3 separate regions of the Homo sapiens genome follow, and regions 1 and 2 are each linked to region 3. The links are chromatin contacts, found by Hi-C or POLR2A ChIA-PET in ENCODE. All regions are on one chromosome and are shown on one strand. The core of a region is the stretch at or near the end of the contact, and the rest is flanking DNA. Distances in the headings are between cores, read along the strand shown.

Evidence for each region. A loop is a pair of places that touch in the nucleus more often than their neighbours do. ChIA-PET counts read pairs that join two places held with the same protein, here RNA polymerase II (POLR2A). Pooled maps may share reads with other maps.
Region 1: a pooled map shows a loop between it and region 3 (15-fold over the local background). The contact joins the promoter of CRKL here to the promoter of MRPL40 in region 3. A Hi-C loop is called at or near these places in 1 of 37 single-sample maps with no recorded cell type and 7 of 50 pooled maps. POLR2A ChIA-PET finds 5 or more read pairs at or near these places in 1 of 52 experiments (BJ).
Region 2: a map of CD8-positive, alpha-beta T cell shows a loop between it and region 3 (11-fold over the local background). The contact joins the promoter of THAP7 here to the promoter of MRPL40 in region 3. A Hi-C loop is called at or near these places in 2 of 168 maps with a recorded cell type or tissue (CD8-positive, alpha-beta T cell and naive thymus-derived CD4-positive, alpha-beta T cell), 1 of 37 single-sample maps with no recorded cell type and 8 of 50 pooled maps.

Annotation. Positions count from the first base shown.
Region 1 is chr22:20,916,157-20,920,196 of GRCh38, forward strand. CRKL (CRK like proto-oncogene, adaptor protein) reads left to right here and starts at 1,251. Exons shown (of 3, transcript NM_005207.4): 1 at 1,251-2,089. The coding sequence starts at 1,779. RefSeq lists a silencer at 1,168-1,617 and an enhancer at 1,908-1,967.
Region 2 is chr22:20,999,562-21,003,840 of GRCh38, forward strand. It overlaps THAP7 (THAP domain containing 7), which reads right to left and starts at 2,557. Exons shown (of 4, transcript NM_030573.3): 1 at 2,271-2,557; 2 at 1,695-1,850; 3 at 1,086-1,226; 4 at 1-871. The coding sequence starts at 2,350. The coding sequence ends at 319. THAP7-AS1 (THAP7 antisense RNA 1) reads left to right here and starts at 2,361. Exons shown (of 2, transcript NR_027051.1): 1 at 2,361-3,268. RefSeq lists enhancers at 1-158, 1,411-1,620 and silencers at 2,221-2,390, 2,411-2,520, 3,162-3,552.
Region 3 is chr22:19,430,330-19,434,124 of GRCh38, forward strand. MRPL40 (mitochondrial ribosomal protein L40) reads left to right here and starts at 2,216. Exons shown (of 4, transcript NM_003776.4): 1 at 2,216-2,278; 2 at 2,936-3,019. The coding sequence starts at 2,226. It overlaps HIRA (histone cell cycle regulator), which reads right to left and starts at 1,404. Exons shown (of 25, transcript NM_003325.4): 1 at 1,111-1,404. The coding sequence starts at 1,147. RefSeq lists enhancers at 241-310, 259-1,006 and silencers at 1,291-1,690, 1,981-2,290.

The DNA of each region.
Region 1 (4,040 bases), core at 1-2,500, 1.5 Mb after region 3:
TTGAGATGGGGAAATCAAGGCTGCAGTGAGCCATGATAGTTCCACTGCACTCCAGCCTGGGTGACAGAAGGAGAACCTGTCTCAAAAACAAACAAAATAAAACAAACAGGCTGGGCACGGTGGCTCACGCCTGTAATCCTAGCACTTTGGGAAGCTGAGGCAGGCAGATCACCTGAGGTCAGGAGTTTGAGACCAGCCTGGCCAACATGGTGAAACCCCGTTTCTACTAAAAATACAAAAATTAGCAGGGCATGGCGGCGGACAGCTGTAATCCCAGCTACTCGGGAGGCTGAGGCAGGAGAATCGCTTGAACCCGGGAGGCGGAGGTTGCAGTGAGCCGAGATCGCGCCCCTGCACTCCAACCTGGTGACAGAGCGAGACTCCGTCGAAAGAAGGAAAGGAAAGGGAAAGGGAAAGGAAAGGGAAAGGGAAAGGAAAGGAAGAGAGAGAGAGAGAGAAAGAAAAGAAAAGAAAAAAGAAAAGAAAGAAAGAAAGAAAGAAAGAAAGAAAGAAAGAAAGAAAGAAAGAAAACAAACAAAAACAAATAGGGATTAATAAATAGGCAGAAGCAGGCATAATCCGGGGCAGGGGAAGCCTCGGGGCCACGCCCGAGAGGCATTTGTATTTTACTTTCAGCAGTTCAGAGCCCATGATAGCCAGGTTACCCACTTGTGGACTTCCTTGACCACTTAATTGAGTCAATCTAACCCTCACCTTCTCTCTCCTCTCACTCCATTTAGCGGGTCACGTAGCCACTAGGGCTTCCTTAGCCTATCAGGCCACCTGGGGACTGAGTCATTCAGTCAGTCACCTATCTGGTGGTCACATCTGCCCCTGGGCTCATCCTTTTACTGGGCCACCTCGGCCCATCGGGACCTGTCAGTCCTTGACCTCCCTCAGGCCCCTAGGCTGGCCAGGTCGCCTCAGTGCCACGCCTCCCTGGCCCGCGATTCAGCCTGCACGTTACGCTTTGTTCCCAGAAGCAGGTTTTCGAAACGCGGTTCCCTCTCGGCTCCAGCTGTTTTCCTGCCAGCGCTGGGAGACCCGGCAGCCGCAGCGCCCCCAGCGGCGCGCAGCGGCCCAGGAAGAGAGTGCCTACCGCCGGCGCCTCTTCAGCCTCCTCCTGGAACGCGGGAGCGGGCGCGACCAGCGCCCACCCTGATCGTCGCGACGGTGCTCCTGATTGGCTGCGCTGTGTGACGTAACGGGAGGGCCCCGGCGGCCGCCGGGAGCCGGGGCCCAGCGCGTGCGCAGACGGAGCGCGCTGAGCGGAGGGGGAGGTGGCTGCCGCTTCTCCCGCGTCCGCCATTTTGTTGCTGTGGCTATTGGGAACAAGCTGGGCAAAAGCACCCCGGAGGCGCGACGCTCCTTCGAGTTCGGTGCCTCGTGTGACGGCGGGGGTCGGTGAAGACCCGTCGAGCTGCGGCGCCGGCGCGTTCCAGGCCGGGAGTCACTGGAGGCACCCCTGGGACGCCGAGCAGCCCGAGAACCCCGGGGTGGCCTCCGCTGCGGCTCGGGTTTGCCTGCCCCGACCCCCCGGCTCTGCCGTGCATTCCCGGGCGGCTCTCTCCGTGTGGCGGCCCCGGAGCAGGCGGGCGGCGTCGGAGGATGCTGCGGGCCCGGAGCCGAGAGGAAAGTGCTGGCCCAGCCCTCTGAGCGCTCCTCGAGGTGTGCGAGAGGCCCTTCCTCGGCCCCAAAGCCGTCTGCCGGGCTAAGGCGTGCAGAGCAGGCGAGGACAGCCGCCGCCCCTACCGCCGCAGAGTCCCCGGTCCAACACCATGTCCTCCGCCAGGTTCGACTCCTCGGACCGCTCCGCCTGGTATATGGGGCCGGTGTCTCGCCAGGAGGCGCAGACCCGGCTCCAGGGCCAGCGCCACGGTATGTTCCTCGTCCGCGATTCTTCCACCTGCCCTGGGGACTATGTGCTGTCGGTGTCCGAGAACTCGCGGGTCTCCCACTACATCATCAACTCGCTGCCCAACCGCCGTTTTAAGATCGGGGACCAGGAATTTGACCATTTGCCGGCCCTGCTGGAGTTTTACAAGATCCACTACCTGGACACCACCACCCTCATCGAGCCTGCGCCCAGGTACGCGAGAGCCCTCCCCGACCGCGGAGGAAGGTCGAGAACCGGGTCTGTCGAAGAGTGCTTGTATAGGGGGGTGGGGCGCGCTTGAACCCATATTCCCCGCATTCTGAACCAAATTATTTTCCAGAAGGCCTTCCTAACAGAAAGCTAGTGTCAGGATCTGGGTCACTGGATAAGAGGATGCGTTTTTTTTTTTTCCCTCTCACGAGGCTGTTTCTCAATGTGAAGAGGATGCGTTTTGAATGTTTAACGGTGGTTGCATAGTTAAAATGCACGCTTTTTGCCTTTCGTGACTTTCTCTGGGTGTAATACTGATGCAGGGATTTGTTGGTTTTTCTAAAAACCTCTTTTTTTTTTTTTTTTTTGAGACGGAGTCTCGCTGTGTCGCCAGGCTGGAGTGCAGTGGTGCGATCTCGGCTCACTGCAACCTCCGCCTCCCGGGTTCAAGCGATTCTCCTGCCTTAGCCTCCCGAGTAGCTGGGACTACTGGCTCACGCCACCACACCCAGCTAATTTTTGTATTTTTAGTAGAGACGGTGTTTCACCATGTTGGCCTGGATGGTCTCGATCTCTTGCCCTCGTGATCCGCCTGCCTCGGTCTCCCAAAATGCTGGGATTACAGGCGTGAGCCACCACACCCGGCCAAAAACCGTTTTTAAGCCATAGACTTCTTTGAGAATCTGAAGATAGCCGAGCACTCACCACCCCACCCCCACCCCCACCCCCACCCCTCCCCGCCAAAGGCACGTACACACAAGTTTGCACACCATCCCGGGTGCTTGTACTCCCTCCAGATCTCTGAACTCCAGGTTAAGAACTCCAGGACTGCAGCCTTTGGAACAGTCAAAAAAATGAAAATGCTTTAGCGTTTAGAAACAAAAAAACCTTTAACCAAAATATCAGAACTGTATATTGATACTGTGGTGCCAAGTTTGAAGCAGGCCAGACACCACCACTTTTATAGTACGTTAATTACAAAGATAAGAGAAGGTGCATTGGCTTCAGCGAGGATATTTTTTGGAAAATTTATTGCATATTTTCTCCCCGAGGACCATTAGTAGGCCAGAGATCAGTCTGGTTAATTTCCAAGGTGGAATTAGGCTAGAATGTTATTAAGGAAAATTTTTGAATGACACTTAGTTGTATCCTAGTTCAATTTCAGACATGCTTTTTGTGTTAAGTCTAATGATTTTGTATTTCTTATTTTAAAATTAACGCAAAGTGACCAAGCATTCTCTTTTCCAAGTGAAATACGTTATTTTAATTGATTAGTTGCTTTAATTTGCCTTAAGCGTTTTAGCAGAGATTTGCTTTTATTGTTGTGTTTGCCCTGTAACACTGATTTTATCAGAGGTTTCTTTTATTTAAATTATCCCAAATTTGAGTTGAAAAGTTGCCTAGAATTTTTAAAGTAACAAACTGGCCAGTTCGTTTCTTAAACATCTATTTTAAAAGGACTGGGTGTTGATACAGTTTTTCCAGGGTTAGATGTTTATGACTTTATGGATTTGTCGACCGGGTATTACTCTAAACTTTAAACATTAAAAGCTATTATAATTGAGGACACCAACTGTTTGCATAGTGGGATAGAGATAGAAAAAAAAAAGCCATGACAGTATAATGACTACAAGATTAACTACTGAACTAAATGGACTTTAAAAGTGGGGAGAAAGTGATTATAAATCAAATACTGTATAACAAAGACCAGGACACCAAGAATCTGATTGGTGAAACCTGCGGTTCCTGGCAGATGCTGGTAGTTGCAGTCAACTTTGAGCACAATATAATTCCAATTTAAGGAGTTGAGAATCTTAGAACCCACTGTAGTGAGATTTGTAATATGACTGAATAAATTCTTCCTCTCGTTTGTGAGCGTGAATTATATAATTAATACCAGGCATTCATTAAGCCATGCATATGCTTATGTTGAGGTCATGAGTACTAATAATAC
Region 2 (4,279 bases), core at 1,307-3,806, 1.6 Mb after region 3:
CCCTTCAGAGAACCCTGTGGGGCACGGAGCTGCGCTAGCAGGGCTGACTGCCACCTGTCTACCAGTAGCTCTGAGGGGTGAGAGCCAGGCTCCCTGTTCTCCTTGGCAAAGAGCTTGGACTGAGCCCTCTAGGAGCTGCAGCCACTGTCTGGGGCAGCAAGCTTAGTACTCAGAGGGGCTCCAGCCCCCAGCTGAGCCAGACAGCAGGCCCTCCGTCTAGAATCCGCTTTATTATGGCACCTGGTGGGTCTGGTGGGATCTGAGGGAGGAAGAGGCTGCAGTCTTGCTGGGCAGCCCCTCGGTCAGTCCAGCAGCCCCTCAGGCCATGCTGCTGCTCAGCTGCATGGCAAAGTCCTGCACATGCTCCTTCAGAGTCTGGCGGGCATCTGCCTGTGCCCGCTTCTCCCGTGCCCGCTCCTGCTGCAGCTTGGTCAGTCTCAACCGCAGCCGCTGCTCCCGCCGCTTGCAGGCCTGCAGCTGGCGCTGGGCCTTGTCAAGGGCATCAAGGGCTGCCTCGGCTCGCCGCTTCCAGAGTAAGGCGCTGCCCACCTGGTAGCTGTGTTCATTCTGGATGTAGGCTCCGGCGGGTGGGGGCAGGCGCAGCATATACGCTGAGGGGGAGACTGGCCGTGGTTCGAGAGGGGAGGGCTGCCGCTCTGGTGAAGGCTGGGCGCTGCAGCCTGCTTCATCTGCCTGGGCACCCAAGGGGCCCAGTAGGTCTGAAAAGGGGCTGCTAAGGCCAGGCTCCAGCCTCCCAGCTGGGGAGGCCGGCAAAGTGGCAGGTGCTGAGGCCTCTTCCACAGGAAAGCAGGTGACATCAGCAGGTGGAGGTGGAGAAAATGGAGTTGTGGGCCCTCGGCCCTCGGAGCAGCTGGTAAGGGGGAAGAGAGAGACTGATGGGCTAGGCTGAGGGCTTGCCAGACCCCCCTCCACCAGCCCACCTGATCCACCCTTAACACCCAAACCCGATCCACAGGTTCTGTGTAGCAAGAACCCTGTCCAGCGAGACTGCTGGCAGACACCCCTAGGGCCCAGTCCCTCAGCCTAGGGGTGGGAGTGGGGCATCCCCCACCCATATCACATACCGCTTCCTGCATCGTCTGAGCCGGCTGACTTCAGCGGGGCCAGGTGGGTAACTGTGTCCTTTGGTCTTGGTTGTCCGGCGCAACTTGGAGAAAGACTCAAATATGGTGGGGACTGCCCCCTCCTTTAGCCTGTGATATCCACTGCGGGGAAAAGCAACCCAGATGAGCTGGAGAGCAAGTGCTGCCTCCCCAGGCCAATCTGCCCCCAGCAGCAGCGCCGTGGGATGCTGGAAGGCATCGTGCAAACAATACGTCTGGGGAACGCCAAGTTACAGCTACACCAATCGCTTCCCCGCAGGACTCCTCACAGTCCAGGTGTGTGGAAAGCCTGCATAAGCCGAGCTGGGCTGACCAGCCAGAAAGAATTCTTTGATTTGTGGACTTGCTGGCAAGACTGGGGCTCTGAAAGATACTCTCTGGAAAGGCTCCTGTTTTCCCCTTGTGTCACAGGCACAGTGATCCTGGGGGTGGGTTTCACTGTGCAGAGCTGGGAACAGGAAACAGCCCCCTTGGACGCAGGCTGCTCAAGGGACTTCCATGACCTGCAGCTGTCCCAGTCCGCCGGGAGCCCCACATCCTACCCCAGCGTCGGCCGGCAGGGAGGCCCACCTGATTCCCACCAGCTCAAAGCAGTCCTCCTCAAAGTGTTTGGAGCAGAAGTAGATGTACTCGGATGCCGGGTCCCACAGGCCCTGGCCGCTGGGGTCCAGCCGCTGGCAGTTGGCCAGCCACAAGCCTCGCCTCGGGTTGTCCTTCTTGGGAAGTCTGTGGAGCCACAAACCCGTGAGCACCAGGCTGTCCACAGCCCTGGGCTCATGCTGCCCAAGCACCCCAGAGGGGAAACGCAGACCCAACACGCGCCGCCACGAGACCTCCCTGCGACCCCGCCGGGTAAGCACCACCGCCCGGGCACAGACGAGGCAACGGAGGCCTCGAGAAGAAAAGCAGTTTCCTCAGCGTCATCTGGCAGGTAACAGAGTGGGGCGGGTCCAAGCCGGCTAGACTTCCCGTCCTCCCCTTCCCGACTGCATTCAGTCCCGCCGGGACCGTTCCGCTTCACCTCCCACCCACAGGTTCAAGCCTCCTCAGTATCTGAGAAAGGCGCGAAGCCTCTACGCAGTTGCGACCCGAGGCGAGCAACAACTAGCGCATGCGCACGTGAGCCCGCGGCGCACGCGCGCTGACCTGTGGAAGGAGATGCCGCGGTTGCGCGTCTCGCGCGTGTCCCGTGTGCAGCAGCCGGCGGCGGAGCAGTGACGCGGCATCTGGGAAAGAGGCGGGAGTTAAGTCGCAAGCGGCTCTCCGGGCATCCGGAGGAGCCTCGCGCCTCCAGCCGCCGCTCCTCCCCAAGGGGCTCTGGCCTGTCGGGTCCCCCCCGGCCCGTTGTCGCCCCAACCCCGTCCCAGCCGATTCTCTTGACTTCTGTCAGCGGCACTCACGCTCTGGCCATTGCTGCGCCGCCGAAGTCTCGCGAGGGGTAGCGCGCGCCGGAAGTTGGTACCATAGAGACTGGAGAGCCGGAGGTGCCCCCGCCACCGGGGCGGGGCGGGGCGAGGTCCTAGCTAGCTGGGTTAGTAAGCGGCGCGAGCGTGCGAGTTTCTGACGCGCCCGCGTCGTCCCAGCTCCCTGGACTACCAGTATTGTCGCCCACGTGGGCTTCTCTTTCGTCCGCTCAGGCCTCACTTTTCTCCGTAAACACCCCGGCACGATGGAGCGGCCCCAGCGTTCGGGAGCGGCCCGGGAGCGGAAAGCGGCAGTGTCCTGGGAGCCTCGAAAGCCGCAGGGGCGGCAGCTCGCCTCGGAATGACCTCTGACGGAAGAAATAAAACGGGGCCTGGGACGCTTGCACGAAAGAACCCGACAAAAACCAGAGCCCGCACTCACTCTCGTACTGGGGAGGTGGACTTCAGGGAGGGTTATCTGGAGGAGGAATCTCTCAAAGTACAACACAGGAGAAAGACAGTATCGCAATACAGAAATTTTATTTTTTATTTTATTATTATTTTCCTGAGACCGGAGTCTCGCTCTGTCGCCCAGGCTGGAGTGCAGTGGCGCGATCTCGGCTCACTGCAAACTCCGCCTCCCGGGTTCACGCCATTCGGCTGCCTCACCCTCCACAGTAGCTGGGACTACAAGCGCCCGCCACCACGCCCGGCTAATTTGCAATACGGAAATTTTAATAGGTAATTAGCTCTCCTAGCGTTATGGTGGGGAATACAGAGGGATGGTTGCCTGCCGCACCCTCCCCTCACTATTCTTCGCCTTCTTCAGCCTCAGCTTCCACGGAATCCATGCCCACATCTTCATAATCCTCCAGAGCTGCCAGATCCTCGCGGGCCTCGGAGAATTCCCCCACTGCCATGCCCTCCCCCACGTACCAGTGCACTAAGGCGCACTTGGCCGAACTTATGGTCCAGGCAGGCCCAGGCCTCCGTGATGGCCGTGGTGTTGCTCAGCATGCACACCGCCCGCTGCACTTTGGCCAGGTCTCCCACAGGGACCACCGTGGGGGGCTGGTAGTTAATGCCCACCTGTCAGAGATGGGCAGCATAGAATGAAGTTTATATTGGCCTCAGAAATGGGAGCTCATTAAAAATCAGAGCTGTGGACCAGTTCCAACACTGTGTTTTAAGAATTGCTTCTATATTTTTTGGCATTATCTGTTATCTATCGACAATTAATATCCTTTGACGACTTTTTTTTTTCTTTTCTTCTCCTTCTTCCTCCTTCTCCTCCTTCTTTGTTGTTGTTGTTGAGACAGGGTCTAGCTCTGTTGCCCAGGCTGGAGTGCAGTGGTGCAATCTCGGCTCACTGCAACCTTTGTCTCCCAGGTTCAAGCAATTCTCCTACCTCAGCGTCCTGAGTAGCTGGGATTATGGGCATGTAAGATGGAGCCCGGAAGACGGAGATTTCAGTGAGCTGAGATTTCGCCACTGCACTCCAGCCTGGGCTACAGAGCGAGACTCTGTCTCAGAAAAAAAAAAAAATTATTACCCATATTACCCATACAGTAAAACACATGAAAAAGAATGAGAACCCTGTCTTGGGATATAAATACATCCAAGGTATATTGTATACTTTGTAAAAAGAAAAGTGAGTTGAAGTCTATGTATTTATGTGTAAAAAAATCCATGTAATAACATACACAGGCTAGAACCTTGGGCAGCTAGGGTAGCATCATGCCGGAGGAGGAC
Region 3 (3,795 bases), core at 966-3,465:
CACAAGATGGAAGGAGAGAGAGGTGGCAGGAGGAGAACACACACATGATCAGTTCAGTTTAGTTGTGGTAGTAGAGAGCATCCTGGGACCAAATTCAAAACGAAAAAGCCACATGTTAAAATATCTATTCTCGCTCCTAAAGAAAACGGTAGCACCCTGTAGTCGCACTGCAAAGTAGAAATGAGGAACAAGACAGCATCAGGGTGACCCTTTGCCTGTCAACAGTCAGACAGGCCAGAATCAGGCCCTGGGCTGGAGGAGTCTCCCTGGGTTGATTTCTGTGCTACAGTGCTGTCAGCAGAGTGGGGTGGGGGAGGGGGAGGCGCGCTTTTTTCATCTACCCGGGGAGCAAACACCAACTCCTGCAGCAGTTCTGCCAACAAGGCAGAACTATGACGAAACTGATTACCACTAGCCTCTCTGTATCAGAGTCAAGATATGGGGTGGATGAGTCCGTTCCCCAAGGGTGTGCTTTGGAGCCACTGCCACAGAGCTAAGAAGCCCCTCTGCTAGAACACACCTGTGCCCTATCTGCCCAACCCTAGTTCACCCTGATGTCCCAGCTCAGCATTAATCGTGGATCCTTCGCGGGGGCCCGGGGCCCCCAAACCCTCCTATTTAGGGACCACAATTCCCCAACTGGGGGCACTGTCCCCAGATCCAGAGGGGCAGTAACAGTCCCTCTTGCAGATTTCGGATCTTCATCCTGCCACTGAAAGGCCACAAGGGGGATTTCATCCCGGTTTCACCTTCAGGACCGTCTGAGCACTTCTCGGGCGATGCAGACCAGTGGAAGGCACTGGCTGGCACCAAGGCCCGCTCCTGGGAGCCAGGCCGCGGCCCCTCCAAGGACCACAGGTGGGCAGCGGAAGACTCAGAGCAAGAGCCAGGGGCGAAGATGGCCCTCGCTGCGGTCAACCCGGAGCACGTGCTGGGGCTCACCAGCCTCTCCGCGCTGAGGACAAAGTCCGCTCCCGCCGGCTTCTTGGCTTGGGCACCGGGTACCGGGCGTCAGGGGCGAGACAGGCAGGACTTGCGCGCGCCCCGACTCGACTCCAGACCCCGACCCGACTCCGGGCTCGGCCTCCCGCGACCCCTGCGCGCACTCACCATTGTGGTTGACCCAGGTCGGCTTCAGGAGCTTCATTGTTCGGCCGCCGCCGCCGCCGGGCTGAGGCGAGCGCCGGGTCCCTCAGCGCGCCCGGGCCATGGAGCCACCGCCGCCGCTTCCTCCCGCGCCACCCGCCCTCCGGCCGCCGCCCGCCCCGCGCCCTCAGGGCCGCCGCGCCATCGCCGGCCCGCGCCCCCCTCCGCCGCCACAGCCGCCACCCGCGCTCGGCCGCCGCCGCCGCCACCACAGCCGCATCCCCTGCGCCGCTCCTCCTCAGGCGGCTCCCGGGCAACGCCGGAAGTCACGGCGCGCACCTGCCAAATCGCCCCGGCGGGAAACCGCTCCCCACGCGGACTGGGCCGCCCCGGCTCCTCCGCTGGCAGGGGCTTCGGGTCGGGCCCGGGCGCGGGCGCCCCAGAAAGGGCGGTTCGCCTGGACGGCGGACAGCGAGCGGGGCCTGCAGTTGCAACCCGGGCCGCCCGCAGAGGCAGGCGGGGCCCAGGTGGCGTGGACCGCCCGTCACCAGCTCTGCCTCGCCAGTCTGAGTCCGACTTATTAACTAGCTTCCGTCATTCATCAACACGCGCTATTGGGCATCTTGCGAGCGCCGGGCTCCGCGCCGGCGCCGGAATGCGATCCGGGCTTCGGACTCGAACGAATGCGGGGGACGAGCCAACCCTGGTGGGGGAGGCTGGGGCGGACGCGTTTATTAGAAGATCGGGGCCGTTTGCCTAGACATGAACATTTGGACTCGGAGGAGCAGAGGGACGCCCCCTCGGCCGCTCCGGCTGCACTGCGGAGCCGAGGCCCGCGCGAGGGCGCAGACCGACCAACCGGCTAGGGCCTGACTGGCTAGACTGTGCCCGCTGCAGAGGCGCGCTCCCAGCACAGGGCGGGGACGGAAGGGAGGACCCCGAGCCGCGTGAAACGCAAGGCCCTCGTGTGTGCGCAGCTGACACCCTAGGCGGGGCTGCGTCGGGGGCGGGGACAGGCGCGTCCCAGCCCACGCAGCCGGAACGCCTGAGCGCTGGGCGCCTGGTCTGCCGGACCTCAGCAGGGGGCACCGCGGGCCGGACTGTGGAGGGGCGCACGCCCGGAAGCGGCGAGGGTAGCCATGACGGCCTCCGTGCTGCGAAGTATCTCGCTAGCCCTGCGCCCGACTAGCGGGTGAGTGCGGACGCTGGCCGGATAGCGGAGTGCCCAGGGCGCGTGCGGGGTCTTCGCGACTGTCCGCCAGGACTCGCCTGTGCTCCCTGCTCGCCTCCCAGTCCACGAATATCTCAGGGATGAGCCATCTGGTCGTGACTCTTATGCATGAAAATCTGAGCACCCTGGCGAGCAGCGGTCCTGCTTAAGTCCTCTGTGGTCTGAACGAAAGATTTTGAAAAACCTTCCACGTTGACCTTGCTGTCATATCAAGTAGTTAGAAGTGCCCCGGGTTTGGGAGCATTGCAATTTTTTATTTTCCTGTGAAGTGGGAGAGAATCAGATATTTATTTATTTATTTGAGACAGAGTCTCGCTCTGTCGCCCAGGCTGGAGTGCAGTGGCGCGATTTCGGCTCACTGCAACCTCTGCCTCCCGGGTTCAAGCAGTTCTGCCCCGGCCTCCCGAGTAGCTCGGATTACAGGCGCCCAACACCACGCCCGGCTAATTTTTGTATTTTTAGTAGAGACGGGGTTTCACCATGTTGGCCAGGCTGGTCTTGAACTCCTGACCTCGCGATCCACCCGCCTCGGCCTCCCAAAGTGCTGGGATTACAGACGTGAGCAACCGCGCCTAGCCTGGAGAAGCAGATATTTATACATACTCTTGTATCTTTCAGGCTTCTGGGAACTTGGCAGACGCAGCTTAGAGAGACTCACCAGCGAGCGTCATTGTTGTCTTTCTGGGAACTCATTCCCATGAGGTAAAACTCAATCGAGGGCCTGACCTCTGGGGGTAAAGGTGTCAGTCTATGTGTAGAGAACAAAGCAAGAATGCTGGATGTGTGGTTTGCAAAATTAACAGCCTACAAAGTTTCTCAGTTAAATTTAGGCCGATGCTTTTCTGTTTTTCCAACATTTTCCAAACCATAGATTGTTGTTTGTAATTTTTAAAATTTGAGCAGTTTCTCAAGAAGTAAGTATTCTCCTTGAAGGGATTCTTGTGTGTTTTAAAGGACACAGCTTAAGTTTCTGTTTCTCCATGACCCTTCCTCTTCCCTGCCCATTCGGAGGCCCTGGAGAGTGTGGGGAAGATGCAAGTATTAAAGGTATTTCCATCTGGCACTCTCGACTCTTTGTAGATACTTGATTCAGTCAATCTTGATAGTAAAGGATTTGATTTTTCTTTTTTTTTTGAGATGGAGTCTCACTGTGTCACCCAGGCTGGAGTGCAGTGGTGTGACCTCGGATCACTGCAACCTTCGCCTCCTGGGTTAAACTAATTCTCCTGCCTCAGCCTCCCAAGTAGCTGGGATTACAGGCGCCCACTACCACGCCCGGCTAATTTTTGTGTTTTTAGTAGAGACGGGGTTTCACCATGTTGGATGTTGGTCAGGCTGGTCTCGAACTCCTGATCTCAGGTGATCCACCCACCTCAGCACCCAAAGTGCTGGGATTACAGGCCTGAGCCACCGCACCCAGTCCACAAATCAATTTTAATAGTAATAAGCTTCTAATCTAACAGTTTGGTATTTTCACT